Regions from separate parts of the Homo sapiens genome. Here region 1 is linked to region 2. A link is an interaction called in ENCODE POLR2A ChIA-PET data of the cell type or tissue named here. Cell type or tissue: OCI-LY7. All regions are shown on one strand. Each heading gives the region's core, and the rest is flanking DNA. Links, peaks and the distances in the headings are about the cores only. Region 1 overlaps LOC105370245 (a long non-coding RNA gene). Region 2 has its middle 80 kb from the start of MIR4704.

Evidence for each region. Peaks named below come from ENCODE experiments on the same cell type or tissue, not always from the same donor. Only the 100,000 strongest peaks of a DNase experiment are listed, where the experiment ranks them.
Region 1: POLR2A ChIA-PET joins it to region 2 with 5 read pairs; 2 of 35 experiments call an interaction of 5 or more read pairs at or near these places.

What each region holds. Positions count from the first base shown.
Region 1 is chr13:66,062,471-66,078,885 of GRCh38, forward strand. The region is part of intron 2 of LOC105370245 (a long non-coding RNA gene); the gene reads left to right. Among named protein-coding and RNA genes, the nearest start is that of MIR548X2, 100 kb to the left of the region's middle. In OCI-LY7, for the core only: no CTCF peak of the experiment used is centred there; no DNase peak of the experiment used is centred there.
Region 2 is chr13:66,130,464-66,146,878 of GRCh38, forward strand. No RefSeq gene overlaps it. Among named protein-coding and RNA genes, the nearest start is that of MIR4704, 80 kb to the right of the region's middle. RefSeq lists an enhancer at 12,068-12,569. In OCI-LY7, for the core only: no CTCF peak of the experiment used is centred there; DNase peaks (open chromatin) are centred at 8,258 and 9,458; H3K4me3 peaks cover 3,244 bases; H3K27ac peaks cover 4,045 bases.

The DNA.
Region 1 (16,415 bases), core at 5,604-10,603, 69 kb before region 2:
TGTCTGCAGCTCAATTTTGTAGGCTGCTCTTCGTTAGAAAGGAAGATAATTTGGGGCTGCTTTTCATTAAAATGAAAAGCCTTACCGAAGACTCCCATACCCTTACTATCAGCCTAATTGATTTCTTCTTAACTTCTATATCATTAGTTCGTGGTACCTTCCTTCTATACCTAATCTATGGAGAGTTTTAATATCCAAAGTATATGTGAAATGTACACAACTTTATAACAAGTAAACACATAACCTAATTTAAAAATAGACAAATCCTGAATAGGAATTTTTCCAAAGAAGACACACACATGCCCAACAGTCATAAAAAATAGTGCTAATCATCACTAATAATCAGAACAATGCAAATCAAAAACACAATGAGATATTACCTCACAGCTGTTAGGATGGCTATTATCAATAAGACAAGTGAATACAAGTGTTGGCGAGGATGTAAAGAAAAGGGAACCCTTGTACAATGCTGATGGGGATGTAAATTGGTTCAGATATTATGGAAATCAGAATAGAGGCTCCTCACATAATTAAAAATAGAACTACCATATTATTTATCACTCCTACTTTTGGGTATGTAGTCAAAGGAAATAAAATCAATACCTCAAGGAGATATCTGCATTCTCATGTTTATTGCAGCATTATTCATAATAGTCAAGATATACAAATAATCTAAGTGTCCACTGATGGATGAATGGATAAAGAAAAAATGGTACATATATATGAAGGAATATTATTTAACCATAATAAAAGAAGTATATCTTGTCATTTGCCACAACATAGATGAACCCAGAGGATATTAGGCTCCATGAAATAAGCAAGACACCAAAGGAGAAATAACCGCATGATCTCACTTGAAATGTGAGGAATCTTGAAAAGTCAACTCATAAAAGCTGAGGGGAGAAGAATGGTTGTTAGGGCTCAGGAGGGAGGGGAAAGGGGATATATTGGTCAAAGAATAGGAATTTTCAGTTGTAAGATAAACAAGTTCTGGGGATCTGATGCATAGCATGGGTGGTGATGGATGTGTTCATTAATCTAATTGTGATAATCATTACACAATGTTTACCTATGTCAAATATTTATATTGTACATCACGAATATATTCAATTTTTATTTGTTAATTAAATATTTCAAAATAATAAAAAAGAAGTACTGAAGGTGACTGGAGAATCACCTTAGTACAAAAGAAGAAGCTTGGCTGAATGGAGTTCAGTATTCCTCCAATCTTTTTTTTTTTTTTGAGATAGAGTCTCGCTTTGTCGCTCTGGCTGGAGTGCAGTGGCACAATCTCAGCTCACTACAACCTCTGCCTCCCAGGTTTAAGCGATTCTTCTGCCTCAGCCTCCCGAGTAGCTGGGACTACAGGAGAGTGCCACCACGTTCTGGCTAATTTTTGTATTTTTAGTAGAGATGGGGTTTCTTCATATTGGCCAGGCTGGTCTCAAACTCCTGACCTTGTGATCTGCCTGCCTCGGCTTCCCAAAGTGCTGGGATTACAGGCGAGAGCCACAGCACTCAGCCCTCCAATCTTGCTATGCTCAACTATGCTAGTGTTCTTTACATTGAGCTGCCAGTATTTGCTTGACCAAAACCAACCAACCAAATACACAAACAAATACATAAAACCATCATTAACTTTGTGACAAAAATTATATGGGAATCACAACCAAAAATAGTACTGTTTTATACTCAGAGCATTCCCCTATTTACCAGTCTCGTGAGAGTTAGTTTGTGTCACAGATCTCATGTTGAAGCAGAAGAGGTTGTATTGTTCACAGTGACAAATTCGCCATGAAGCTAATGAATTATTTTCAGGGACCATGGCTTGAGGAGACACTTTCAAAGGCCCTGCTAGGAACTTCAGCTATGTAATTTCAGGAAACACAAATTTTCATAAAAGTACAAAATCAAGATCTTCTTCTTCTTTTTTTTATCTAAAGAGATTCCACAAATTGTATACTCTTGAGGCAACTCACAAACTAGATCCATTGTCAGATTGCCCCATTACTTTATTTTATTCAATAAGTAAAGGAACAGCCCAAGTTATATGGAAAATGAGAGGTGAATAAGGAAGCATAGTTTTTTCCTGTTTTAATCTCTTTATTAAAATGAAGCCTTAATCAAAAGACAGTGTAATTTTCATAAAACACTGACTAAAATGTTAGCTGTAAGTGTTTTCTCAAGGTTTATTCCAGAGTGCATGAAAGTCAAGAAAAAAAGAAAAGAAATGGTTTAAAGTGCTGATTAGAAATGAGAAGCCCTGTAAATGAAAATGGAAGGTTTAATGATTTTTGCCTTAGTTGTTAAACCCCTTATAATGCATATCATTAGAAAACGATTTAAATATCTGGTGAAGAGTCACAAGGGGGCAAATTCCAAAGGTGGTTTTGAACTTATTAAAAATGCAGTGAAATCGTAACTCCACATTACAATAGCAATTAACTATGGTTAAAAGTGCCCTGAAGAGATGCAATTACTTTTAAATTAATCCTGCAATTTAAGATATATATTTACTGTATTTATTTATCAGCTAATTGATAAGTTGCCAGTCGAATGAATATGAAAGTCACCAGTATGTAACATAGTGAACATTTTTTATTTATTTGAGGATATTTTATTGCTGGCTCTTGCAAATAATACTTGTGATGACCATCTTCCTCATTACAGGAAAATGTAATAGTCTTAGAAACTAGATGAGAATAAGGTGGTTACTAGAGGGCATGTTCATTTATTGAGTTATTTACATTTATAATAGTTCATCAGAGCAATAATAATTCTTGTTGAAACAAAATAATTATTTTCACATTTTTTAAATAAATTGACTATAGTTATTTTATAATATTCTGGAAAGACAGGAAATAGAAATTTATAACAAATACTAAACACAGTTATATTTCTAAGTGGCTTTTCCCCAAACTCTATTAACAGATTAGAAACATTTCATGATTGTTTAATGGAGGGTGGATTTCTATTAATCAAATCCTATTTTATACCAATTCCCATCATTAAAAGAGAAACCTATTTTGTCGAAAGGAAGAAATGCCGCTGGAAAGTTTAAATGACAAAATTAAGGGTAGAAAAATTTAAATATGTATTAGAGACAAAATGATAATTATACAGACATTTAAAAATCTTAATAATAAAACCATTTACAAAATGATTCTCAGGGGAATTATATGCTACAAGATTTGAATTATTTACAGCAGGATTATTTATTTTCACTGATTTGAAAATTGTAAAGCATGTAATCCTTAACACTTTATCAACTTGGTTAAGTTTTCCACTAGCCTCAAATTGTCTTATTACTTATTACTCTGTACCTTGAGTGATATATTGCTCTTTTTTTCCTTCTCCTCTGTCACTTGACATTACTGACCTTTTTTGAAACATCTTCACCTAGTAATATCTATAAATTCTGTCACAGTATTATCGAAGAGACACTCTTAAAGTAGAATACAAAAACATTTCAATTATTTGACAATGGAGAAAAAGTTGATGGTTCATGTTTAGCTGAATCACATAAAAGAACAGTGTGGTCTGTAAGAGATGACAGTAATAAGTCTCAAAAGGCTTGAAAAAAACCTATAAAAAACCTATAATTTTTCAATTTAAAGGAATAATTACTTAAGATGAACATCTAATTTAATTCTCAAATTGTTTAAATATATAATTTTCAAGTAACTTTTAAGTTATGTTGGCAGATAAAATCAAAGGAGTTATGAGTTACAAATCTCAGTCTCTATCACTTTCAAACGTTCTAAGACCTGCAAGACATTATTTTAGAAATTACTTTAACATATATTTCTAAGGGGACACAACAGAGGGAGGGGGTTTAGGGCATAAAACAGGATTATTTAGTGAAAGTCTACTTAATAAATGGTGAGAACCACCAAGAAAACCAATGTCAATTCTAACACTGGGATATAAATGAAAGGATATTACAAAAAAAATCTGAACAGGTTATTTGTGGAACTAAAATGTTGTTAGATTGATATGAAAGTTTACAGGGCCAAGAGGAGTCAAGACCCATTATAGAAGAACAAGGTGAGAAGAATTGTTTTATCAGATTTCAAGATATAGTACACAACTATTTCATTAAAATCCTGTAATACTGGCTATATAAAGAAGTAAATCAATGATACAGAATGAGGAGAAATTAGAAACAGGTTTACTGGCATGAACGCTAGATCCACAATAAAGTTATCTTTACAGCACAAAGGGAAATGAATGGACTAATAAAAGAGAATAACTTCATGACATCTGTATAGTGAGAGAAGTTCTAAAATGACAAAAAGGAGAAAACATAAAGAAAATGATTGATAATTATGAATGCATCAAATCTAAGAACTTCTGCTCATGAAAAAAAGCATTAAAAAATGTAATGGTAGCAATAAGGTGGCTGAAATGTCACTCACAACAACTGACAAGGGGCTCATATCCAAACTACATACAGTATCCCTAAAAAGAAATCATTGACAAACACACAACCAATAGTTTAAAAAACAATTCAACTCCTTTCGCTCAATATTATTCTTCAATATTCACGTTGTTGCTTGCAATTGGTGTTTTTTTAAATTTTGATTATTTGAATAAACAATAACATAATTATTCATTCTATGGGTGATAGGTATTTGAATAGTTTTTCCATTTGGGGTAATCCAAAACAATTCTATGAGTATTCTTGAATCATATATTTTGGTGTATATAAGCACATGTTTCTGGAAGGTATATAGCTAGAAAAGAATTGCCAGGTCACAGTGTACAGAGATATTTTACCTGACCAACACTGAAGATAAATCATTCTGACACTTGTTAAAATAGTAAGACTATTCAAGATGAAAAGTAGCCACTTGCTACTTTTACCTGATATACTTTTTCCTAAGGGCAGACAAAGAACTTAGACATCAAGGCAATGAGAGGGGAAGCTTGGTCAGATATCAAGGATGATCAGATATCAAAGTTGGTCAGATAGCGACAGTGGCAGGATTCTCGCTAAACTGATTTGCAAGACTCTTGGTAAAGGTAGGCCAAGGTTGAGGCCTGGTCAAAGAGAACTAGTAGGAGCCTCACCAAATTTTGGTCAAGGACTGTGTAAACAGATAATGTCAACTTTTCCAAACGTGAATATATATCAATTAACACTATTCTATAGCAGTGTGTGGAAACTTATTTTGCTCAACAAACTTGCCAACAGTCAAGCTTTTCAGTATTGTGCTTGTGGGTATCTAATGTTATTTTACTGTGATTCTTTTACTTTTTTGTTTTCTTTTTGTTGATGAATAATGAGAGAGGATACATTTTCATGTTTATGGGCCATTTGGATTTCCGTTTTTAGAATATGTGGATTTGTTTTCTAACCTATTAGTTGTATGTTTGTCAATGATTTATTTTTAAGGATTCTGTATGTAGTTTCGATATGAGCCCCTTGTCAGTTGTTGTGAATGACATTTCAGCTACCCCGCTGCTAACTTGAGCATCTGTGAATTTTGGTATCTGAGGGGGTCCTGGAACCAATTCCCCACAGATATGGAGGGGCAACTCTATTACTCATTAAATTTACTAACTCTGGAAAAATATTTTACTAATTTGTCTTAGATGTTTATTTTCTACAGTGAATCTCATAGTGTATTTTTTACATCATGTAAAAAATGTAGCAAACTAATTGCTACAATGCAAACATAAGCTATGAAATTGAGTTATTTTATCTCTGTGTTATATTTGAAATTTTGCCATTGAATGCTTTATTTTAGTGGCAGTTTAGGTTGTTATATTCATCATGTAAAAAAATGTTTAATGTTTTAAAATGTTTAACTCATTTCTCAAAAAAAAACTTTGAATGGACAAATTGATATTTTTACTTTTATTACCCTACATCCTCCAAAACTGGTATGGGTTTGAGTGTCCTTTGAAGTTGGCCTTTAGTACTATCTTTTATAGTTTGTCCCAGAAGGTGGAGGAATATCTTGAAAATGGGGAACATGCAGATTTTCAAAAAAATTACATGAAGTTCAACACAACAGTTAAAATAATTCTAAAGAAACATGGTTTTCTTAAAAATGTATTATTGGAATGATGAACAATACATAATCAAATATAGACTACTGATATTTTACTTGCTTTTAATATAGATAATATAAATAATTTCACAAAAATTTAAAACAACCTATAAGAATAATCCTAATTTAAATGTTTCAAAAATTCACCCAGTACACACCAAATTAATGCTTTTATTAATTTATTATTAGAATAGAACTAATGTATTTAGTAACATTTATATTCAGATTCCAAACATCCGGTAAATCATTCAAATTCCAGGTGTATATCTCACATCTATCACTAGATTCTTAGTGTCATACTGTCAAATTCCAAAAGGCAGTCCTTGAATTAAATACTCCAGTTCAAGCTTTAACATAGGAATGAAAGTTGATCTAACTTGACAGTTCTCTAGAAATAATCATTCTGACATGTCAAAGATGGTACGTGCCTGGATCTCTACATTATTCAAAAATAATGGAATCTAGGGAAAGGAAAAGAAATGACAGAAAGTCCTACACCCAAGAATTAAATACTTTAAAAGGGGAAAATGGTATAATTTATATGGAGTTAGGTTGGGCATGGGGGATGAGACTATAACAGTATATTTCATTATATCTTTTCAACCTTGTTCTCAACTTTTTCCCACATTCATTGAACTTTCAAACTTGGAAGACTATTGAAAAAGATAGATAAGGCAAACTTTTGGCATTTAACAGCAGTAGTCAGTGATATTTTTCGAGGTGAAGTTTTGGTATATAATAAATAACAAGTGTACAAAAATACTAGAAAAAGTTAATCATCTTGTATCTAAAATTTGAAATCAATTACTCCCTTTTCGTAATCTTACCTTTGTAATTTGGCTCAAGATCTTTTCAGCAGCTACTGATAATGCTCTATTTGACTATCTGTCTTGTTTATTTATGTCAGTGATTGATTAAAACTACTGAATATTTCCCCCATTTCTACCCATTCTATAACAGCAATGACTAAATCCAATTTGATAATACAAAATAGTAGCCTAAAGGTTTTTATTCATCCAAAATATAATTAATGATTTTTTATCCTATATCATCCAAATGAAGACCTAATCTGCAAGAATCATTTCTAGAGTTGATGTGGTAGTTCGGATACCTTTGCCTAACACAGCCTTAGATCTCTACAGTGAGGCCACCACAGTGGTACTACAGTCAGCCTATGAAGAACAAACTAGCTGAGCTGAGTCAGCTGGGTCATCTACTGCTCCCTGCTCACAGAGGAAAGCTGGAAGTGATAGATAGCTCCATTAACTCTGTCTGACTAATGCACACTTGGGGAACACCAAATTGGGAACTTTTTTTTTTTTTAATCATTCTGAGACAAACTGCAGGGATGCAGTTTGTTTATTCTCCACTCAATAAGGAAAATTGTTGGGCAAATGAATAATAGCTGTAGAAAGCAGTGAAAATAATATTTTACATCATAAAATAATATTTGTCTTTTAATTAACACATTTCAGTCCAGACTGTCAAAATATTTTTTCAGCATTATTTACAAATATCTGAGAAAACTTTGACATTCAGCCTATCAATACAAACATTAAACATTTTTAGCTTAAACAGAATAGCAATTCTCATGAAATGAATATGTACATAGCTGGCATATTATAAGTCCCATTATACAATGGGGCAATATTTATGAGATTATTTTGTAGACCAGGACTTAAGTACAATTTTACTATAGAGTCACAATTGTTTTTTTAATATGCTTTATGAAACATTCAAAGGAATTATTTCTTTTTAAATTCAACGAGAGAAAATAAAATGTGAGGACTAGGTAAACTAATTCCTTAAGTTCTTTACAACAATTTTTTTTAGGAATTGTTAGTTAATAAATAGGCTCAGGAGAAAAGCACAGGCAATGATGCTTCCCTACCCTTGGCCAGTATGAAAAAGAGTTTTTTACAAGAGCCTGATAGAATAAATTGATAAGCTTCTAATGCTGTGATTCCTTCTTTTTTTCACATTAGCAGCCCTATGTAAATTGTATAAAGCACTTCAGAAGTTAATAATGGTAATGGAGAAGAAAACAAAGTACAAGGCAATTGTAAAAATGGAGGGAAAATGGAGTCATTTCAAATTCACTGTTCTTCTATTAAATATCATTGTAACTAGAATAAACAATTCATTTTTTTAAATGTTTAAAATAGCTGTATCTTCAGGAGGAGTTCAATATTTTCTTTGTAGATTTGAGTACCTGTTAAGGTAGTCAGAATTCAAAGATTAATACTTTCATCATCTATGACCTTAAGGGAGGAAGAAAAATATGTAAATTAAAAATTGCAAAATAACATGTGTCCATTCAACCTCTATTATTGAATACCCACCATAGCTCAAGCACTATGATTGGCCCTTTCACATAATGAAGAGAAAAGGTAGATACAAGCCTTCATGGAATTTAGGTATAAATTAAATGATCACACAGAAAAATATAACATGTCAAAGGTGATAAGAAACCATGAAGAAAAGAGACATACTGCTAAGGAAGATTTAGTAATCTGGGTCAAAAAAGGCTTTCCTGAGAACAAAACAATTGAGTTGATATGATTGAGGTGAGTGAGAACTTATTGAATGAAAAATTTAAGAAGCATTCTCCAGGCAAAAGAAACACCATGTAGTAGGAGGAGACATGGCATATGTGATGAACAGAGGCCAGTGTGACTGGAGCTCTGAGAAACTGGGGGAGAGTAGTCCAAGCGAGGCCGGAGAGATCAGAATAAAACAGCTCAAACAAGGCAGAGCTGTTTTACAAATAGTAACCTTTACAAATAGTAACACTATTGTAACCAATACAATAGTGGTACTTTACTTTGTAAAGTACAAAGTAAAGTAAAAACTTTACTTTGTAAAGTACCACTTTACAAATAGTAACCTTTCTTTTGGATCATAAAAAGCAGGAAAATTTTAAGCAGGGGCTAACATGTTTAGATTAGGAGGTTCTTAGAACTATCATTGTGTCTGAAGTGTAGAGATAAGATTAAAGGACAGGCAAGACTGATGAGGAGTCTATGGAAATAGTTTATGAAAAAATGATGGTATTAAATAGATTAAAACGGCCGGGCACAGTGGCTCACACCTGTAATCCCAGCACTTTGTGAGGCCGAGGCAGGCGGATCCCGAGGTCAGGAGATTGAGACCATCCTGGCCTATATGGTGAAACCCTGTCTCTACCAAAAATACAAAAATTAGCCAGGCATGGTAGTGCGAACTTGTAATCCCAGCTACTTCAGATGCTGCGGCAGGAGAATCACTTGGAACTGGAGGCGGAGGTTACAGTGAGCCGACATCACGCCACTGCACTCCAGCCTGGGCAACAAAGGAAGACTGTGTCTCACAAAAAAAAAAAAAAAAAAAAAAAAAAAGATTAAAACACAGGATGACAGGATGTCAGTGAGAGGAAGGGAAGTGAATGAAATCAAGAGATAACTTGTTATGTAAAAACAACAAGATTTGGTGATAGATTAGAATAGGAAGGCACTGAGAGAGGGAGAAATCAGTTAACATTCACATTTCTGACTTGTGAAGCTGGATGGACAATGGTCCTGTTCACTGAGATACAAATAACTGGAATAAATAACTGGAACAAATAACTTGTCACTTCCCAAACAGGGGAAGTGACAAGGAAAAGGGAGATTGTTAGGTCCTTTCTGGACTTGTAGAATTTGTGGTACCTTTGAAGCATACAAGTGGAAAAATGTCAGAGACGTTCAAACCCAGAGGGACTCCATTGTCAGTGAGGGCTAGGAAAATGAGGCTGAGGCTTGCTGGGCTGCATTCCCAGAAAATGAGGCATTCCTAGCCTCTAGATGTTCACGGTTAAGGGAACAAATTAATAATGTTTACTAAAACAGACCCAGACTTGGGAGTGTCCAGATATCCCAACATCTGGAGAACAAAGGCATTCCTAATTTTGCTTTAAAGATAATAATATCAATTCTTGCAAAATACAGTAATTAAGAAAATTAATCCTTTATTACAAACCCTTGTAGCAGAGCACATCTCCCCAAGTTCTATTTTTATCATATATATATATATATATATACACACACACAAGCATTGTGCCTAGGGCGGATGTGTTCCTCCTCTTATTTTCAGGAATGCCCTACTCTGTCTATGGAGTATCTGTCCTTTGACTACTTTACTTTCTTAATAAACTTGCTTTTACTTTGCACTGCAGACTCTGCCTGAATTCTCTCTTGCAGGAGATCCAAGAACCCTCTCTTGGGGTCTGGATCGGGATCTTTTTCTGGTAACAGAAATGTCAAGAAGGTGATTGGACGTGTTATCTTATAGATTAAGTATAAAGCAACTTGATAAATAGCACAGAGAGCATGGGAGAAATTACCAGTGGAAGAATACAGATTGAGAAGACATTCTAGGAAGAAACTTTTGGTATTACCAGTATTTAAAGACTGCATACAGAAGTACAAACCTCAAAATGAGGATATCAATCAAAAATTCGTTTCCAAAAAATGACATTAACAGAATAGGAGGGTGTGGACTCATAGTTGTAGAATCTCGTCGCTCCATGCAGGATCTTTCTATAAAGCAGAGTAATGTTAAAGAATAATGCTCATGAGTGGCCAAATAATTTAAGCACAAAGTATATACATTGGGTATATGATTGTGTTGACTAGCACAAATTTGTCTATAATATAGCATATTGAAATGATGATCAGAATCTTCAAGTCAGAGGCAAAGTTGAATTCCCAAAGTGGAAAAATAATGAAGCAATGTTATAGAGTTCATGAGAGGGATGAGGGAATGAATTTGAGATGCAGGTACAGATTGATGTTATAAAAGTCAAAGGACAGGGCTTTAGTTTTACAAAAGGCAGGGAAAAGAGGATGGAGATGGTTGTAAGATAGGTTGTTTTAATTGTTAGCAGGAAATTTAGAGCACTCTTATCTGACATCTAATTCCTCTGAAATACTTGTCAGATCAGCTTCTGGGAAGCTGAGTGTGACTTAGAGAAGCCATTGATTTCCCAAGATGTTCCAATCCTTCCAATAGATACATGAGCATGTGGCTGATGTCCTTACTGACATTTGCTAGAGAGTTGCTGCAATTTTTAATGTTTTATCCACTCTTATCTACGATAGGAGTTTTTGGATATTCATGTTTTGTGGGGAACTGGGAGATTCATAGGTTTAAATTAGATAAATAATATGTTACACTGCAGAGCATGAAAGAGTATGTTTGGAAGATAAATGTAATAAATACAGTACCGAAAAGAGTTTGAGCAAAGGGCTGTGGAAGCATAGTACAGGGGACAGTTAACATGGCTAAAAATTAGTGAAAGCTTCATGGAAACAATTTGTCAGCTGGGTCTAGAAGGATGAAAAGTGATGATCTCATGGTATTAAGGAAAGGGGTCCTGATCCAGACCCCAAGAGAGGGTTCTTGGGTCTCATGCAAGAAAGAATTCAGGGTGAGGTCATAAAGTGAAAGCAAGTTTATTAAGAAAGGAGAATAAAAGAATGGCTAGTCCATTAGAGCAGCCCCAAGGGCTGCTGCTTGCCCATTTTTATGGTTATTTCTTGATGATATGCTAAACAAGGGGTGAATTATTCATGCCTCCCCTTTTTAGATCATATAAGATAACTTCCTGATGTTGCCATGGCATTTGTAAACTGTCATGGTGCTGATAGGAGTGTATCAGTTTGGATGACCGGGGTCACTCTCCTGGCCATCTTGGTTTTGCTGGGTTTTGACGGGCTTTTTTACAGCAACCTATTTTATCAGCAAGGCCCTTATGACCTGTATCTTGTGCTGACCTCCTATCTCATCTTGTGACTAAGAATGCCTTACCATCTGGGAATGCAGCCCAGTAGGTTTCAGGCTCAATTTACCTAGCTCCTAGTCAAGATGGAGTTACTATGCTTCAAACGCCTCTGGCAATGGGGAAAGGAGAATGATATTCTTAACAAAAGAAGCACCATTAAAAGAAGAAGGCACAAAAGTACATTTAAGAATTAAGTGTAGCTGGATTCAGCCATGGGCCATGATCATCCTGTCCTGCTTTCATCTAAGGCATGCAGCCGGTCTGGCTCTGATTAGATGCCCTGACAGTAGACACTCTTCTCCTCACGATGAAATACCGGCATATTTAGCTTAGAGAATCAGTGAGAGAAATGTAGTTACCATACTTTTCTTTCTGGTTGGATAAACTTTACTCTCATTCCAAAAGAGAAATCGTCAGTTATTCTTATAGAAAAGTTAATAAGCTAAACATGTTTTTTCATGGTTGTTCATAAAAATCAACACAGAACAATAATAAGATAGATGTATTATTTCACATCACTTTTTGTTATTCTCACTTGTGGTATTATGCATATCATAAGTGATGATTTCTGAAGAGTTAAAAAATTTAATCTATTTTGGCACTGTAGTTAATGACATTAGAAAATTGATATTAATTACCAAAGTGAATACTACTAATAATAAGCTAATATTCTCATATTTAATTGTCAATGAAAGGATTAGTGGCCACAGTCTAATTCACTCTTTTGCTACTAAGCTTAATGTTATTATGTCAATTTTTATTACTATGCTTATTTTTCTTAGAACTTTTAATATATCAACAATGTGTTTATTGGTATGTTCTACAGCATATAGTTTGTGCTGATTTGAATAAATGATTTCAAATAACAATTCAATGCTCTCATTATTCATAGCATAAGTGTTTTGTTGTATTCTATATTTACAGATATGTATCATGTTGACAATGTGTGTTCAAACATTGAATTGCATGATGATACGACATCTGACATGGCATTAGCACTCTAACAAATTTTTGCTTCAAGACTAATAAAGAAATAAGGTTCACTATATTAACAGCTGTAATATCATTTAAATTACCCAAACTATATAATGCCTAGCTATTTCAGAGATTTTTTTTACCACCTTAATTTTCAAAGGAACTTGATTTTGTTACTCTTTTGTTTAAAATATTAATATATGTTATTTATATTTTTAAATATATAAATTCTTAAATATTTACATTTTTATATGGTGCATATTATTACCTAAACTGTTAAAAATATTACTACTATAATGTAGTAGTAATGTAGTAGTAATCTGTAAGTGCCTATTACTACTAAGCTGTTACAAAAATATATTTTTAACATGGTTTTTGTCTCTCTTTATTCAATACTCAGTGTTCAGTAACTAAAGGACAGCTTGTCTCAAAATAGATACTTCGGGAACATTTATGGTTAAACGTGTGATTTGTTAATGATTTTTATTTATCTTAAGACATATTTCATAATATTTGTTTTTTTATGTTCTTTCTCCCAGCACTACACTTTAGACAAGTTGTTTTCCATATATTTTCATTAGGGCCAAAAAAAAGAAGAAAACCAACCCTTAATTTTTGAACAATATGAAAATATTATCATTATATAGTTTATCTGGAGCATTTTGCTATACATATAGGACTCCATAGTTAAAATTGGATTAAGTCATAAGAACATTTACTGTTTGCTTAATTTCCAAAGTTGGTGGCTAAGTTATTTATTCTGTGACTTAAAGAAACCATTGATTTCCCAAGATGTTCCCATCCTTCCAATAGATAAGTGAGCATGTGGGTGATGTCCTTATTGACATTTGCTAAAGAGTTGCTGCAACTTTAGCATTTTATCCACTCTTACCTCTCTAAGCAAGAGTAGCAGTTGCAAATTAATTTTTTAAAGACTTTTTCCTTTGTGTACTTTTGCTGTTTTATCAGAAAATAAAAAATTTCCAAGGTGCCTAGGAAGTCTTCCTCACCCTCACATCCCATTGGCTAGACTCGAGTCACATAGTGCGATTGTAATTTTGTGTCAACCTGACTAATCAGTATTTGGCTACAATCTACGGAGAGCCTGAATAGAACAAAAAGCAGAAGAAGGAAGAATTTGCTGCTTTTTTTTTTCGCCCAGCTGCATAAGCTGGGACCATCACCTTCTGCCCTCAGATTGGAACTTAAATAATAAGCTTTCCTGCTTCTCAAGTTCTCTGACTTAGACTGAATCATTTCAGTGGCTTTCATGAGTCTTCAACTTGCAGATGGTGAATCATGAGACTTCTAGGCTTGTGTAATCCGTTAATTTATCTCCCTCTCTTTCTCTCTTCCCTCTCTCCACTTCCTCTTTCTTTCAACTCTTATCAGGTTAGAGAACCAATTCCAGAAACCCCAGAACCTATTCAGAGAATTCAAATTTAAAATTCTGTTTCTCTGTAATGGCCCCCTCATCCCATCCCAAGTCAATTGCAATGCAAGACAATTCCGATTTTCCTCATGACATGCCCCTACCACCACTCTTTGCTTCTAGACCTATTATTAGACATAAAGTCCCAGCAGGCCCTTAAAGGTGAAGTACAAAGTATGACCCATGTAGAGGTACGCTATGCACCAAAGAAATTTTTTGAGTTTTATAATTTATACTGACAAATGTGGGGAGCATGTGTGTAAATGTATACTAAGGGTGTGGGAAAATGGTAGAAGGAAAATAAAGTTAGGTAAGGCTTAACTTATTGATATGCATTCAATGAGCAGAGATTTTTCATTTAATATTGCATATCTAAAAGTTAGAAATGACTCTCACAATCTACTTCTTTGGTTGGCCAAATATAGATCAGAAGGTAGGCCACAGTGAGAAAATTGGAAATTCTGGAAATGCTTTGGTTCAATATAGAGAAAGGGATTCAAAGGCTTAGAGAAATTCAAATGTTAGAGTGCTTTGTCATTTAACTCATGTTCACACACACCTGGTGAACCCTAGCACCTTTGAAGAGTTCTGTGGTTACTGTAGATTTCTGTAGGTCTAATCTCACAATGGGATCTGCAGTCACTGAATTAGAAAACCTAAATGCAATGGGAATAATTTAATCATAGGTGGGAGTGGCCAAATGGTGGCATTCAACTTCCAAAAACAAGATGGGTGTGGCTACTATAATAGCACAGTCAAAGCAGCTTCAGAATAATCTGACTCATGCAGACCTATGTTATTGCTAAATTGATCATGGTGCTCCTACAAGTGAAATAGCCTACTAGAGCCTACTACATTTCATTTGATCTGTATAAGCAGAAAACTTTTAGGTCAAGTGAATAAAAATCTAGCCTGAATCTAAAAACTGAGTAATGGTCCCTCAATCAATTTCCAGACATGAGCCGTTGTTTAGATGAATTTTCAGACCCCAACTCCTTGAATAAGGGGAAAGTTGGGTTCTCCTGAAGAAGGACCCTGATACACGACAGAAAATTTATACTGTTAATCTTTCTCTCAGATTTTCTCATAGGAGCCTGTGGCTTTTTATGAGGGTAACTTTGCACTGGGGAGAAGAAAATAATCAGAAATTTTAGGGATTATTGAACATCAGCTCCAAACTTACACTAATTTCAGCAGATCCAAAACATCATTGTGACCAACCAGTGAGCATATGGGCTTATGGAGTTCAAGTGATCAATTCAGTTTTAGCTGAGGTTCATCTTACAGCAGGCCCAGTGTATTTATGGGTCCATCCTGTAGTTATTTTCTCATTTCTGGGATGCATAATTGGAATAGATATATTCAGCAGCTGGAAAAATTCCCACATTGCCTCCTGGACCTGTGCAGTAAGGGCTATTATGGTGGAAAAGGCCAAATGGAAGCCACTAGAACTACCTCTAACTAGGAAAATAGTAAATCAAAGAAATATCACTCCTGGAAGGATGCTGAGTTTAATGCCACCATCAAGGACTTGAAGGATGCAGGAGTGACGATTCCTACATCTCCATCCAAACTAGCATATTTGGCCTGTGCAAAAGACAGATGGAATTTGAAGAATGATGGTGGATTATCATAAGCTTAATCAGGTGGTGATTCCAATTGCAGCTGCTGTACCAGATGTGGTTTCTTTTCTTGAGCAAATTAACACATCCTTTAATTCCTGGTATTCAGCTATTGACCTGGAACATGTTTTTTCTTCATTCCTTTTCATAAGGCCCACCAAAAGCAGTTTGCTTTTAACTAGAAAGAAATTCATCTTTACTGTCCTACCTCACAGGTATATCAACCCTTAAGCCCTATGCCATAATGTAGTTCATAGGGATCTTAGTCACCTTTTACTTCCACATTATACCACAGTGGTCCATAGCATTAATAATACTATGTTGATCAGTCCTAGTGAGCAAAAAGTAGCAACTATTCTATGCTTATTAGTAAGATATTTGAATACCAGAGGGTGGGAATTAAATCTGACTAGAATTCAGGCACCTTCTGTCTCAGTGAGATTTCCAAGGGTCCAGTGGTGTGGGGTGAGATGATATATCCCTTTCAAAGTGAATGATAAACAGTTACATCTGGCTCCTCTTGCAAC
Region 2 (16,415 bases), core at 6,220-11,219:
GAAGAAGGCCCTTACGTACTCTTGCTAGGTACGCATTTAACATATCAAGAAAATCTTCATGCATTTGGTCCTACCTCCACCTATACCATTTTTTCTGGAGTAATAATTTTAGATGTTTTAAAATGTTTATTTAGAATAGTTATTAGTAATACATTTTATTTTAAATGTATAGCATTTTATTAAAGAGTGAAAAAGATATATAATAAACATAGTTTTGAATTCGAAATGTCTTAATTACTAGCTCTTCTCATTCTAAGATTTTTTTTTTTTTTTTGAGATGAAGTCTCACTTTGTTGCCCAGGCTGGAGTGCAGTGGCGCGATCTCGGCTCACTGCAATCTCTGCCTCCCGGATTCATGCCATTCTCCTACCTCAGCCTCCCGAGTAGCTGGGACTACAGGCTCCCCCACTATGCCTGGATAATTTTTTGTATTTTTAGTAGAGACGGGGTTTCACCGTGTTAGCCAGGATGGTCTCGATCTCCTGACCTCGTGATCCACCCGCCTCAGCCTCCCCAAGTGCTGGGATTACAGGTGTGAGCCACCGCGCCTGGCCCTAGAGAAGAAGCTTTCTATTTAGAATAACTTGAAGGTCCTGGATAGAGTATATTCTTTGTATAGTATTTCTCTAATTCTAGGTAAAGAAAGAATAACCCAGTGTTATTTCTAATTTATAAGGAAATTTGGTCACTGCTTTACCTTCAAAGCCTAGCAAATTGCATGTAACATATTAGGTATTTAAAAAAAACACACAAAATATTTGTTTAGTGAATGAGTGAATAATCATAAAACACATTTGAAGCTAAAGAGAAATTAAAAGTCCTAGAATCTAGATACCCTTCCCTGTGTTACGGATTATGAAACTGTGTCCTAGAATGTATTCGTCTCAAAATCATCAGCCTAATGAATAGTAGGATTAAAACCAGAAGCAAAGTTGTCAAGGACAGTATTAATTTCATGATACCAGGTGCTCTCACTGTTTCTAACCAAATTTCTCTAGTAACTACTATTTGATTAGATAACAAAACTACCTTTTTTGCAGGTCAAATGCAGTCAAATATGCAGACATACATAGGTAGATAGATCTAAATATGTAGATAATATATATCGATACGCTAGATTATATATATATAAAATATCTAATATATATCTAATATATCTAGCATATCTATATATCTAATATAGAGGGATATACTAGATATCTTACATATATAGTATATATAGATATCTATAGATATACTAGATATCGTATCTAATATATATATAGTATATCTATGTATTAAATATCTAATATATGTACCTATATAGGTAGATAGACCTATTACATAGATATAGTAGATATCTAATATATACATAGCTGTAATAGATATCCATATATATCTAACATATCTATTTATTGCATACATATCTAATATATATCAAATAAATATATAGTTATATATTAGATATCTACTATTTCTACATAAATAGGTCTATCTACCTACACATATATATTAGATATCTAATATATATATAATCTACATATATTTATGTATGTGCAGATATACATGTGTACATAAATTCACCTCTATGTAGCTATGTATATCTATACATGTATATGCACACACACATATATCTTAGAAGTATTTTTTCCATCTGAATTATGAAATTTAGAGAACAAAGGGAAAACATATTCCTTTCTTTGCACTTTCTTTTCGATTTATTCTAATTCATTAAAAATGTATTAAGTGAGTATTAGGTCATATGAGAAAGACTAAGTTGTATGCTTTATATTTAGCATCTGCCTGTAAGAATTTTCTTCTCCTTTAAGTGACACCATTGTTACTTCTCTCCAAATCCTTCTTCTTTCTTAAGAAATTAGATCTTTCCTTGAAAATTGTTTCCTCTTATTATAGTACTTACATATCAAATTTGTTCTTTAAAAATATAAATTTAAAATGTTAATCTGTACTATTTTCATATAAAGTGGTTTTTAAAACACTTTACTATTCCTAAGGGAAAGATCTTAGTTTAGTAGACAAAAACATTAACAAATTAATTTTATTTATTAGCTAGTATTTTTAGGCATTCTGTCACTATAAAGATGGCAAATTGAAATATCTATGTATTGCAAAGTTTCTCATTTGCTAGGAGAAATGGAGGAGGGCCTTAAATTAATATGAAATCTCCCTAATTTTTATGCTACTTAAAACTACTTGGAAAATCTACCTTGCACCCTGTCTCCTCACAGTTTGGGATGGGTCAGTCTTATTATGCTTAAGGAGAACTTTCACACATGACTGTGACATGCATTTCAAAAGCCCCAAAATATATAGTTTTTGGGAAACATAAACTTTATTAGGAAACTTAATAGAGGGATTAGAAAATATTGACAAAAAAGGAAGTTGTTGAAAATTAACAAAGGATCTTCAAGATAAATGAGCACATGTATGAATTATGTAAATAAGGTGAGGTCTAGAATAAAGAAAAATGTATGATTTGCAGTATATTTTTTTCTTTAAACTTTAATCTATGACTTTGAGAAGAATGGAAAAGTTGAATCAAGTGTATCTGCAAGCCTTCCTGAACAAAGAGACTCCAAATGCCATAATATTAAATAACTGCAGAAATGGCATAGCTGTTATACAAACATAGTTTTTGTCTTATTATCTAAGCTTGTATATGTCAATGCTAGAAGCTAAAAAATTCCAGATTAGTAACCTATAATGTGGAATATATTCACTCGTAAGTGGTAATTCCTTCAGGGCAACAACCTGCATTATTTGTAGTTTAATTTTCTATAATCACCATATTACCTCATAGAAGTGTTACAAAGTATGACTAATTAATGATTATAAAGCATTTTAAAAATTCATTGTGTTATATTAATGCTAAGTAACAATGATAACAACAATGCCAAATGTGTTGTACACCAATGGCCCCTTACAAATAAAAAAACATATTAAATAAACATTTAATTTCTCATTGCTGGAAACATTATTTGTTGTAAATTAGCACAGTTTTATATTTATAGTTTACAGATCTAAAAAAAGACAATATTCAACTAATGATTCTATTTCAGTCGCAGAAATCAGGTACTAGAAAATATCTCTCAAATTAGAGGATAAGAAGAGGTTTAAACACCTAAATGTGATTTTTTTATATTCGAAGCTCAAAATATTTCCAATAGAAGAAAATTACACACTTGATTACATACATCTACTTGTACAACCATGCATTTGCTTAATTCAAATGATATCTACATTAGTGATAATATCAGAATCAAATTTGCTACATTTTCAGTGTTCTGAGACCCCTCTAAAATTGTCTATAATTACTATCTAACATGTTATAAGACCTGATTATGAAATCATGTGATCTGTTAATTATTAAATTATGGTCAAGCACATGGATTACATTTATATTCTCTGAATAATAAGCAGAACATATATAGTAATTTTTCAAAACTTTCATTATCACTGGCAGAAAAATATACTCCCTATTATGCCAGGACATGGGAAGTTTGCTATGCATTCTTCTTTGTAGCACTCTACATGTTCTTATTTGGGTATGCATACATCTAGTATTGAGCCTATGTATTTCAGGAACAAACCAACCAGCAAAGAGAAGTGGAGAGTTGGATGCTGGGAGTAAGAGCAGTTTGGTAGAAAGGTTCTGTTCTGTTAAACCAACCAACATTTTCCATTGCCCTAGCCATAATCATCAATTCCACTGTGGGAGAATACAGTGCTGTACTTTGTATAGCTAGGTCTGAAGTGCTTTTTTCTCACCTACAAGGAGATGAAGACACTCACTGTTAGCCATAATCACTTTTAACCATGAGGGAGGTCAGCCTAAAGACAAACAAAAAGGACAAAAGTGAAGAAACAGTAAAGAAACGGAGAAGGATCCTTGATAAAACCAGGTCTCAAGCCTTTCTTACCTCTAAACTACTCAGATACATGACCTGATACATCTCCTCTATTTGAGATGAATTTCATCTTAGATATATTTTATCCAGTTTAATTACTAATTCTCAAGTATATTTTAAAAATTATCACTTGTCACATTAACTGGATATTTATAACAGCATTTCTTCTACAGTGGTGTAAATTGATGATTGTATATGAAAGTCATTCACACACACACATTTCAAATACTATGTATGTTTTCATTGTAAAAAATTTATATATTTTTATTTTTAAGTTATTTCTATGATGAAGTTTTCTCCAGTTCAGAGATTCTTTTCTTCTCCTGCTTTTTTCATGATTTTTTTTTCAAGCATTATTTTTTTTTTAGTCTATGCTACTTCTCTGCAATATGACTGACTAAAATGTTTTAGGAGATAGGTCAAAAACTCAGAGCCTTGTAAACTCTTCCATTTCTCTCTAGGTCACTGAATGTCTTCCTTACCACTGAAGTATACACAACTTGGAAAAAAATAGAATTTTTATGTAGACAGGTGGAAACAAATATTAAATACATTGATAGATTTGATAGATGTTTGAGAATACATATTATATGTCTATGCCAATATGGCTATATTATCATTATATCATTTTACTATGTCCCTTGTAAAGATGCTACCCTGATACCTACCATTCTTTAAACTCCATATGAAATACCGTACTCCTTAAGTGTGGGTTGCTTGGTGGCTTATTTGCAAAGAGTAATATAGAGAATAATTTCACAGTGGAGCGACCTGGAATAGACTGCCTTAGCTAGGTGATCATGATTAGCATCAACACTGATTAAGTCATTGATTCATGTATTATTGCTATGATCTGATGAGAATGGAACTTACCACTGCAGTCTTCCAAACAAAACTCCATAACTCTAGTCCAATCATGAGAGACACATTAGACAAATCCCAATTAAAGGTTGCTACAAAATATCTGACCAGTATTCCTCAAAACTGTCAGTGTCATCAAAAACAAAGGGATATATGAAGTTCTTACAGTCAAAAGGAACCTAAAGAAACATAACAACTAAATGCAATATAGTATTCTAAAGAGGATCACGGAACAGGGGGAAAAACACATTAGGTAAAACTAAAAAAATCTAAAAAAAAAAAGAGTATGGGCCTTAGTTAGTAATAATGTATCAATACTGATTCATTAACTATGACAATATTAGTACAAATATACTAATGTATATTGTAAATAATATAGGAAACTGAGTATGAGGTATATGGGAACTCTCTGTTCTATATTCCCACTTTCTGGGAAACCAAAAGTATTTTAAAATAAAAAGCTTATTAGTTTATAGTTTAAAGAATAAAGTATATATAAGATTCTTGAGCTGGCCTAGCTTAGCAAATTATTTTCCTTTGACCCATGACACTAAGTCCCAAACTAAAAACAGGTGAAGTGACACCCTGGAGCATTTTCTACACCCATGACATTGAACTCTTGAGCTTCTACATATAGGTAGGGAAACAAAACACACAAAAAGGAAAGAAAAACAAGGAAAAAGAAGGCTTGCTCTCTGGCTTTTTTAACTATCAACTTGTTGGCTTGTCACAAGCCGGAGAGCTGTTGTGCAAGTGTGAAGAGCCCAGGAAGAAGCAAAGGCCAAGAGAACACTTGCCCCAGTCCATTTCTGTTTACTTGTTCCAGTCCCCACATTTCTTTTCCTTTGTTTTTTGCTTCTAAGCACCCCAGAATCATTGGTGTCCCTCTATATTATAACTTCTTCCCCTAAATACTGAAATACTCACACAGCATTTATTGCATGTTACTTAATCAACAAATACATTTGAAATAGCATAGATATTGTTAATACAAGTTATAATATATTTTAAAGAGCTAGTAGAGTGTGGTCATAATTTTAGGACATGGTTAGTTACATATGACATGATCTTTAACAATAGGTCTTATTTATAACTTTAAGGGAAATTATAGTGAGAGAAATATGAGACATATTCTCTTGTTTGTAACTTCATTGCCATCAAATGTTGACTTCTATACTAATGCATATGTAGGAGGTATGTATCTTGTGACAAGGTTTTACTACAACATGTCTTTTGTTACATTATTTAGTGTAAACTTGTCTCTAGTTAATAATTTTTTCCCATGTAAATGCACACTCATCTTCATGTTGCCCTTTCATCCAGTCTCATTATCATTTTTACATTGCTAAGACTTCAAATATAAAGTTACAGGTGGATAGCTATCTGTTGCCATGTAGTGAATCACCGCAAACTTAAAGACTTCATACAACATATATTTGTTATCTCATATTTCTGTGGTCAGGAGTCCAGGTATGACTTACCTGACTGGTTAGGGTCTCAAAAGGCTATAATCAAGGTATTTGACAGGCTGTGTTTTCATCTGATGGCTTGACTGAGGATGATTCCATATCCAAATTTTCTCACAGTGTTGGTAGAATTTATTTCCTTGTGGCCATTCAGCTGAGGGCCTGCCTTCTTGCTGGCTGTTGGTAAGAGGTCATCCTCAATCAATTCTGAGCAGCTGTCTATAATTTTTAGAGGCAATGTCACAAGTGATTGAAGTAGAAAACTATCCTTTCACTGACTCTAGTTACTAGCAATGATGTATCTGATAGAAATTTCTAGCTGAAGAGCAAGAAAAAGCAGATGTTAAGAAAGTATCATCTATTATATACTCTGACAGTTAAAAATATTTTCAATTCTTTTGTGTTAGTCCACAAGACAGCTGAAAAAAAGGAAGGTGGAAAACACATACATGTAACCCAAAGGATGTCAGCAATTAGAGAACTTTGCTTCTGTGTCACAGATGGCAGATAAATGTGACATCAATACAAATTTTTGACATATTTTAGCTATGTAAATACCTATTTTTTAAAAAACAGGACAGAGATTACTATTTAATAATTTTGATTCCTGTATGCCAAATTAAGATTTAAGGTCTAAGTTGACCACACAGGTCAATCTTTTTCACTCCCATTTTTCACTGCTGAAATGAACAGTGTAGAACTGAAAATGAAAGAAGCAAAAGAACTGTGTTTATGAGCTTACAATTTTTGAGGAGAGTGCTTTTAAGAGACTTCAGAATGAAGTCACTGAGCAATATTACAACCATATTTTGAAAACCCTTAAAATGAACTGTTTGCAATGCTCTCATAAATGCTCTCTTCTGAGCTCAACCATTTCTGTTTTCTTTCTGCCCATGTGCTTGAATGTTGCCCTAGAGGCTAAGGAATATCAGTCATAAGCACTAGAGTCAGACTGTGGCCAGAGTTGATACCAATGTACAAATCTATCTTTCTCCATTTGAACAGCCTGCTAAGTTCTGCATGCAGCCTCTGGCTTTGAATGGTTTTTTAACTCTTCTGTAATGTATACTCTGAAAATATAAGGGCTATATTATTTTTTATCTCTCTACCCACTGGCCTTTTTTCCCTTCTATTCTCTCATTTGAATGTCCAGTTTAGATCTAATGAATCTGATGATTACCTCAAATTCCCTAACGTGAGTGTCTCCAACAATATCATGGTTCCAAGACATCTTTGTCTTCTTCTTCAATTACACAAATGACGTATTACGAAATAGAGCAAGAGAGCAAACAATAGCAATTTAATTTTAGAATAAAAGTATTGTCCAGGTTTCTCTACAGCCTGTGTTTAATCAATAACTTTAAAATAAAATAGGAGTAATAGGAGAATAAAGGCATATGATAAAGCACAAATTTCGGGTACAGAATAAAGTTCTCTCAAAGCCTTTGGCTCGGAAAAAAAAAGATAAGAATAATATCAATGATGTTGCTGACATTTTCTCTACTTTCCCTCACTGTCCACTGTTGTCTCTTCACCCTTCTAGACTGTCTTAACTATTTCAGAGGATTAAACCTAGCTGTTATACAAAAGCACATCCAGCAGACTTGGTTTTTAACCGAAAACTAAAATTGGGCAATTTTGCTACTTATGTCCACCCAAGTGTTAAATGATGTATCAGCAAAATAACCATTTGTAAACTCCCCCTTCTGTAAATGAACATTTAGAAATGCCGTGTCAAAGACAGTTCAGTTCTACTTTTTAAAAGGGCATATCCTGTTCATAAACATAGACGCCTATTCTTACTCATATCAGAATACAGACCATTACCACTGAATTGGAGCTACAGCCACACTCATAAAATAAAACTAGTGATAGTTTCTCTACTAAGAAACCAACCACACGTATAAATTCATACACATTATGTGGTTCTGGTGTCTGCCATCTGCAGCACATAAGCAAATTCCCCTAATTACTGACATCTCTCCACGAAGGCCCATGTTCTCTATGTGTGTTTTCCACTTCCCTTTTCATCAGCTCCCTTGTGGACCAAAAGCACCACTTCTGCCAGGTGAGCTTAACAGATGTCATCTTCTGATCTTGCCAGTAAAAGGTCTGTTGCTTTGTTTTTAGTTGGGATTATTTCTTGTTAGATTGTACAATGATTGTGCTTTTCAAACTGAGCCACCAGCTTGTAGCCCATGTTTCAGCATACGATCTTTATCAGAATTAGAAATTATAGTCTCAGAACACCTATGGCACACCCATAAGAGGTATATAAAGCATGCCAAAAAAAACCCCATGAAAACAGTGATGAATGAAGAATATGATGGGGCCAGATACCAAGAAATGAGAGCAAGCAGTACTCACACCTAGTGTGTGTGCAAGAGGTAACACCTAGGGATAACTCCCGGGTCAAGGCTAACAGGCATGAGGAAGAAAGCAAGGTATGTAAACTTGGAAGATGACAAAACATTTTCATAGAATATGTTTCTTTCCCGCAATTTTTCTTTGAAAATTCCAGGTTCTGCCCCTGTATGTTAGCCTTTTTTTAAAAAAACAAACAAACAAACAAAAATCCTAGTATCTGAGGCCACTGTTTCTGTCAATGAAGACTATGTTCCACTATGTACTTCCTCAAATTAACCCAATTCTTTGATGTCTACCTATATTTTTACTGGCATCTCCTTCCTGTAATAAGCATTGATTTCCTTCATTTCTACATTACCATCGTGCTTATGATCTTTACCTTACAAAGCTAAACTTTACTCAGTCATTCCACAAATATTTACAAAGCTTACAGCATGTCCCAGTTGTCCTTGACATATGTTAGCTTTTTTCTTCTACTTAGATATAAACACTTCAAGAATAGGTATTTTGCGAGATAAACGTGTTTTCATCTCTCCTGTATTCTTTAGTATAGTATAGGACACAGAGTTGAAATTTAGTATGCACTTTTTAAGAAAAAGATATGGTGGTATTACATGTAGAAAAACAGATGTAAGTATTACAATTAAAACCAAATATGGACTAAGCATATTCGCTTTATATATTGAAAGTCAGTAGGTAAAATCAGCAACAAATTTGCTGGTGAAATTGCAAATTAGGTCATGAACTGGGGCTATAATGTTTGGTATGCTAAAAAGGGAACAGATTTAAAAATCTGTCAGAGTAGAATGGTTAGGATCATAACTGTTTGGAAACAAGAAGTGAAATTAAGATAAGCTTTTATAGCATGGCTTCTAGGCTGAGGGATGGATGACTGAACAAATGGTAGTATCATGAATCAAAAGAATGGTTTTTGTTGTTGTTTTTTGTTTGTTTTTGGTTATCCTCTATCTCCCACACTAGGCTTACTTTCAGCTTCTGTACCTAAGTCTGATTTCCTGCCAATTTTACTATCCAAGATGGATAAACTTTTTAGTTCACAAATTTTTTTTGACAAATAACAAAACAGAAACCAAATGAGCACAAAGATGGATAAGACCCAGCTGTTAATTTAGTTAGGCAGATAGTATACAAGCTGGGGAAACTGACATCTGAATTGAGTGTTAAAGAACACACAGGATTGGACTGAATAGTGGATATTCTAAAAGCTAAAGGAAACTGCCTATTCAAGCCCTTGGAGCTCAGAAAGGACACATTACCTTGAGGGAAATTCCCGGATTTCAGCCTTGGATTGCTTTTCCATACCTGTTTATGTTTGTTTGTTTTTTGACAGAATCTCACTCTGTCACCCAGGCTGGAGTGCAGTAGCGCTATCTCAGCTCACTGCAACCTCTGCCTCCTGGGTTCAAGCGATTCTCCTGCCTCAGCCCCATGAGTAGCTGGGATTACAGGTATGCACCACCACCCCCGGCTAGTTTTTGTATTTTTAGTAGCAACGGAGTTTCACCATGTTGACCAGGATAGTCTTTAACTCCTGACCTCAGGTGATCTGCCCACCTTGGCCTCCCAAAGTGTTGATATTACAGGGGTGAGCCACCACTCCTGATGCTTTTCCATCCTTCTGTAAGCAACTGGACCATGCTCAGCTATGTCTTAGGGTGTAGTGTGCTTTATATATAATAATAAATGTAAGGAATACTAAATTTAGAAAAAAAAATCAACTCAAGGTATCAAACTTTCAAATGTCAAGAAGATAAGACCATGATTTGGGTTTGAGTTTTGGTTTCATTTCTCCCTTTTACACTGTGTGTAGATAAAATCATAATAATGACACATAACTTTTACTTTTTCTTTTTTTTTTGAGACAGCATCTTGCTCTGTCGCCCATGCTGGAATGCAGTGGAGCCATCTCTGCTCACTGCAACCTCTGCTCCCTGGGTTCAAGCAATTCTGCTTCAGTTTCCGGAGTAGCTGGGATTAGAGGTATGCACCACCATGTCTGACTAATTTTTTGTATTTTAGTAGAGACAGGGTTTCACTGTGTTGCCCAGGCTGGTTCCGAACTCCTAAGCTCAGGCAATCCAACCACCTCATCCTCCCAAAGTGCTAGGATTACAGGCGTGAGCCACTGCGCCCATCAAACTTTTACTTTTGCAAAGTCTCTTTAGAAAATATGCCATCAACACAGGTCAAAACAGTTTGATAAAGATTACTTAGTGTTTTAAAAACTACAGCATACTATTAGCTTTCATGCGCGTCCCTGTGAAGAGACCACCAAACAGGCTTTGTGTGAGCAATAAAGCTGTTTATTTCACCTGGGTGCAGGTAGACTGAGTCCGAAAAGAGAGTCAGCAAAGGGAGATAGGGGTGGGGCCGTTTTATAGGATTTGGGAAGGTAATGGAAAATTACAGTCAAAGGGGGTTGTTCTCTGGTGGGCAGGGGTGGGGGTCACAAGGTGCTCAGTGGGGGAGCTTCTGAGCCAGGAGAAGGAAATTCGCAGGGTTAATCACTCAGTTAAGGTGGGGCAGGAACAAATCACAATGGTGGAATGTCATCAGTTAAGGCGGGGCAGGGCATATTCGCTTCTTTTGTGATTCTTCAGTTACTTCAGGCCATCTGGGCATATACGTGCAAGTCACAGGGGATGCGATGGCTTGGCTTGGGCTCAGAGGCCTGACATTCCTGCCTTCTTATATTAATAAGAAAAATAAAACAAAATGGTGTTGAAGTGTTGGGGCGGCGAAAATTTTTGGGGGGTGGTATGGAGAGAGAATGGGTGATGTTTCTCAGGGCTGCTTCAAGCGGGATTAGGGGCGGCGTGGGAACCTAGAGTGGGAGAGATTAAGCTGAAGGGAGGTCTTGTGGTAAGGGGTGATATTGTGGGGATGTTAGAAGAAACATTTGTCGTATAGAATGATTGGTGATGGCCTGGATACAGTTTTGGATGAATTGAGAAACTAAATGGAATAACAGAAGGAGAAAAACAGGTATAAAAGGTCTAAGAATTGGGACGACTCAGGATATCTGATTAGAGAGTGCCTAAGGAGATTCAGCATAGTCCTGCCAGCAAAGATTATTTATTTACCTCAAGAGTTAAGAGTGATAGTTTGGGGATAGCACCAGGAGATATCAGCTGTGATGGCTTGGAAAAACAGTGTAAACTGGCAGTGTAAACAAGAGCAGGGCATCTATGAGTAGTTGGGAATGGTGAATAGGAGTATGACTAGACAGAAGATAGTAGGGATGACAAGTTTTTTTGCGGGCACAGTCTAAGTTGGTCTGGTGTCTGGAATGAGATTGGGGCCTAATAAAAAGGAGCGTCTATACAGGAGCTCAAATGGGCTGTACCCTGTAGCATTCCGAGGACAGGCCTGAATTCTGAGAAGGAAAAGTGGTAAAAGTATTGTCCAGTCCTTTTTAAATTGGTGGCTGAGCTTGGTGAGATGTGTTTTTAAAAGACCTTTAGTCAATTCTACTTTTCTTGAAGATGGAGGACCGTAAGGGATATAAAGGTTTCACTGAATACTAAGAGCCTGAAAAACTGCTTGGCTGATTTGACTAATAAAGGCTCATCTGTTAACAGACTGTATAGAGGTGGGAAGGCTAAACTGAGGAATTGTGTCTGACAGAAGGAAAGAATGACTGCGGTGGCCTTCTCAGACCCTGTAGGAAAGGACTCTACCTATCCAGTGAAAGTGTCTACCTAGACTAAGAGGTATTTTAGTTATCTGACTCAGGGCATGTTGAGTAAAGCTAATTTGCCAGTCCTGGGTGGGGCAAATCCTCCAGCTTGATGTGTAGGGAAGGGAGGGGGCCTGAATAATCCATGAGGAGTAGTAAAATAGCAGATGGAACACTGAGAAGTTATTTCCTTGAGGACAGATTTCCACGATGGAAAGGAAATGAGAGGTTCTAAGAGGCGGGCTAGTGGCTTGTACTATAGCGTAACCTGCCTTTGCTGGTGTGTGGCGATTAGGCCTGGTGGAACCGCCATCAATAAATCAAGCGTGATCAGGGTGAGGAACAGGAAAGAAGGAAATTTGGAGAAATGGGGTGAACATCAGGTGAATCAGAGAGATACAGTCATGGGGGTCAGGTGTGGTATCAGGAATAATGTGGGAGGCCAGATTGAAGTCCGGGCCAGGAACAACGGTAATTGTGGGAGACTCAACAAAGAGTGAGTATAGCTGAAGGAGCCGGGAAACAGAAAGTATATGCGTCAGGTATGAGGAAGAAAATAGATTTTGGAAGTTATGAGAACTGTAGAGAGTGAGTTGAGCATAGTTTGTGATTTTGAGGGCCTCTAAAGTATTAATGCAGTGGCAGCTGCTGCACGCAGACATGAGGGCTAGGCTAAAACAGTAAGGTCAAGTTGTTTGCACAGAAAGGCTACAGGGTGCGGTCCTGGCTCTTGTGTAAGAATTCTGACCGCACTAACTATGCCTAGGAAGGAAAGGAGTTGTTGTTTTGTAGAAGGTGCTGGGGTTTGAGAGATCAGTCGGACACAATTGGCAGGGAGAGCCCGTGTGTTTTTATGAGTGTTATGCCGAGATAGGTAACAGATGAGGAAGAAATTTGGGCTTGATTGAAGTAATGGGGGCTGTCTGTGAAGCTTTGCAGCAGTACAGCCTAGGTAATTTGCTGAGCTTGATGGGTGTCAGGGTCAGTCCAAGTGAAAGTGAAGAGAGGCTGGGATTAAAGGTGCAAAGGAATAGTAAAGCAAGCATGTTTGAGATCTAGAACAGAATAATGGGTTGTAGAGGCAGGTATTGAGGATAGGAGAGTATATGGGTTTGACACCACTGGGTGGATAGGCAAAACAATTTGGTTGATAAGGCGCAGATCCTGAACTAACTTGTAAGGCTTGTCTGGTTTTAGGACAGGTAAAACGGGGGAATTGTAAGGAGAGTTTATAGGCTTTAAAAGGCCATGCTGTAGCAGGCAAGTGATAACAGGCTTTAATCTTTTTAAAGCATGTTGCGGGATGGGATATTGGCGTTGAGTGGGGTAAGGGTGATTAGGTTTTTAATGAGATGGTAAGGGGTGCATGATCGGTCGCCAAGGAGGGAGTAGAGGTATCTTATACTTGTGGGTTAAAGTGGGGGGATACAAGAGGAGGACACAAAGGAGGCTTTGGATTGGGAAGAAGGGTGGCAATGAGATATAGCTGTAGTCTAGGAATAGTCCGGGAAGCAGATAATTTAGTTAAAGTGTCTCAGCCTAATAAGGGAACTGGGCAGGTGGGGATAACTAAAAAGGAGTGCTTAAAAGAGTATTGTCTAAGTTGGCACCAGAGTTGGGGAGTTTTAAGAGGTTTAGAAGCCTGGCCATCAATACCCACAACAGTTAGGAGGCAAGGGAAACAGGCCCTTGAAAAGAAGGTAATGCGGAGTGGGTAGCCTCCATATTGATTAAGAAGGGGATGGGCTTACCTTCCACTGTGAGAGTTACCTGAAGCTCGGCGTCCGCCGTGATGGTCTAGGGGGCTTCCGAGGTGATCGGGCAGTGTCAGTCTTCAGCCGCTAAGCCAAGAAGATCTGGGAAGGAGTCAGTCAGAGAGCCTTGGGCCAGAGTTCCAGGGTTTCTGGGAGTGGCTGCCAGGTGAGTTGAACAGTCCAATTTTCATTGGGGTCCCACACAGGTGGGACGCGGCTTAGGAGGAATCCCGGGCTGCGGGCATTCCTTGGCCCAGTGGCCAGATTTCCGGCACGTGTAGCAAGCTCCTGTGGGAGGAGGTTCTGGAGGAATGCCTGGCTGCTGCAGTTCAGGCGTTTGGAAGTTCTTGTGTGCTGGAGATGTGGCTGGGGTTTGTCTCACAGTGGAGGCAAGGAATTGCAACTTTTTTCTATTATTGTACACCTTGAAGGTGAGGTTAATTAAATCCTGTTGTGGGGTTTAAGGGCCGGAATTTAATTTTTGGAGTTTTATTTAATGTCGGGAGCAGATTGGGTAATAAAATGTATTTTGAGAATAAGACGGCCTTTTGACCTTTTAGGGTCTAGGGCTGTAAAGTGTCTCAGGGTTGCTGCCGAACAAGTCATGAACTGAACTGGATTTTTATATGTGATGAAAAAGAGCCTAAACGCTATCTGATTTGGGATAAAGAAAAAGGAGCGTTAACCTTGACTATGCCTTTAGCTCCAGCCACCTTTTTAAGAGTAAATTGCTGGGCAGGAGTGGGAGGGCTAGTCACGGAAGGAAACTGTAAGCCGGAGCAGGTGTGAGTAGGGGAGGTGATAAAAAGATTATAGGGTGGAGGAGCAGAGGCTGAGGAAGAATTGGGACCTAGCTCGGCCTGGCGAGGAGCAGCCTGGGGAGGAAGAGAGAGATCAGATGGGTCTGTAGAAAAGGAAGATTAGAAAGACTCAGCGACGCTTGGGGTTGGTACTGAGGGGACAGGCGGGAGGGAAAGAAGGAAGATTTGGGACGAGTTGCACTGGGCACAGAGACTAGGAAGGGACTGATGTGTAAAAGAATGCCTGGACGTCAGGCACCTCAGACCATTTGCCTATTTTACGACAAGAATTATTTAGATCTTGCAGGATGGAAAAATTCAAAGTGCCATTTTCTGGCTATTTGGAACTACTGTCGAGTTGGTATTGGGGTCAAGCGGCATTGCAGAAGAAAATAAGGCATTTACGTTTTAGGTCAGGTGTGAGTTGAAGAGGTTTTAAGTTTTTGAGAACACAGGCCAAGGGAGAAGAAGGAGGAATGGAAGGTGGAAGCTTACCTATAGTGAAGGAGGCAAGCCCAGAGAAAAGAGTAGAGACACGGAGAAGGGGTGGGGGGTTCTTGCCCTCCAGAAAAGCAGAGAAGGGGTTGGGGCACGGAAATAAGGGATTGGGGCACAGAGGTAAGAGGTCAGGGTGCGGAAATAACGGATTGGGGTGCAGAAATAAGCGATTGGGGGGTTCTTGCCCCCTAGGAAAGTGGGACTTGCCGCTAAGGGTGAAGGAGAAGGGGTTGAGGGGTACTTGCCCCTGCCCCAGGAAAGCAGAGAAGGGGTAGAGACAAGGAGAGAAGGAGTTTGGGTACTTGCCCCTTCCCCAGAAAAGCGGGACTTGCCGCTAAGGATGAAGGACCAAGGCAGGCGTCCCTGAGTGGTCTGACACCTTTGAAACGTGGGTGAATTATCAGAGAGGCGTCCCTGCAAGGATTAAACACCAAGGGAAGTCTGCCTTCCCAGTCCGTGACCGGCACCGGAGTTTTGGGTCCACGGATAAAACGTGTCTCCTTTGTCTCTACCAGAAAATGAAAGGAATTAAAATTAAGAGAAGGGAGAGATTGAAGTGTGGCACCAAGATTGAAAGGAGAAAGAGGTTGAGGGATAGTGAGAAGGGAGGTTGGAGAAGAGAGTAAAAAGAGTCCGCTTACCAGATTTGAAATTGGTGAGATGTTTCTTGGGCTGCTGGGTCTGAGGACCTGAGGTCATGGGTGGATCTTTCTCACAGAGCAAAAAGGAGGAGGACGGGGGATTGATCTCCCAAGGGAGGTCCCCCCATCCGAGTCACGGCACCAAATTTCATGCACATCAGTGTGAAGAGACCACCAAACAGGCTTTGTGTGAGCAATAAAGCTGTTTATTTCACCTGGGTGCAGGTGGGCTGAGTCTGAAAAGAGTCAGCAAAGGGAGATAGGGGTGGGGCCGTTTTATAGGATTTGGGAAGGTAATGGAAAATTACAGTCAAAGGGGGTTGTTCTCTGGTGGGCAGAGGTGGGGGTCACAAGGTGCTCAGTGGGGGAGTTTCTGAGCCAGGAGAAGGAAATTCGCAGGGTTAATCATTCAGTTAAGGT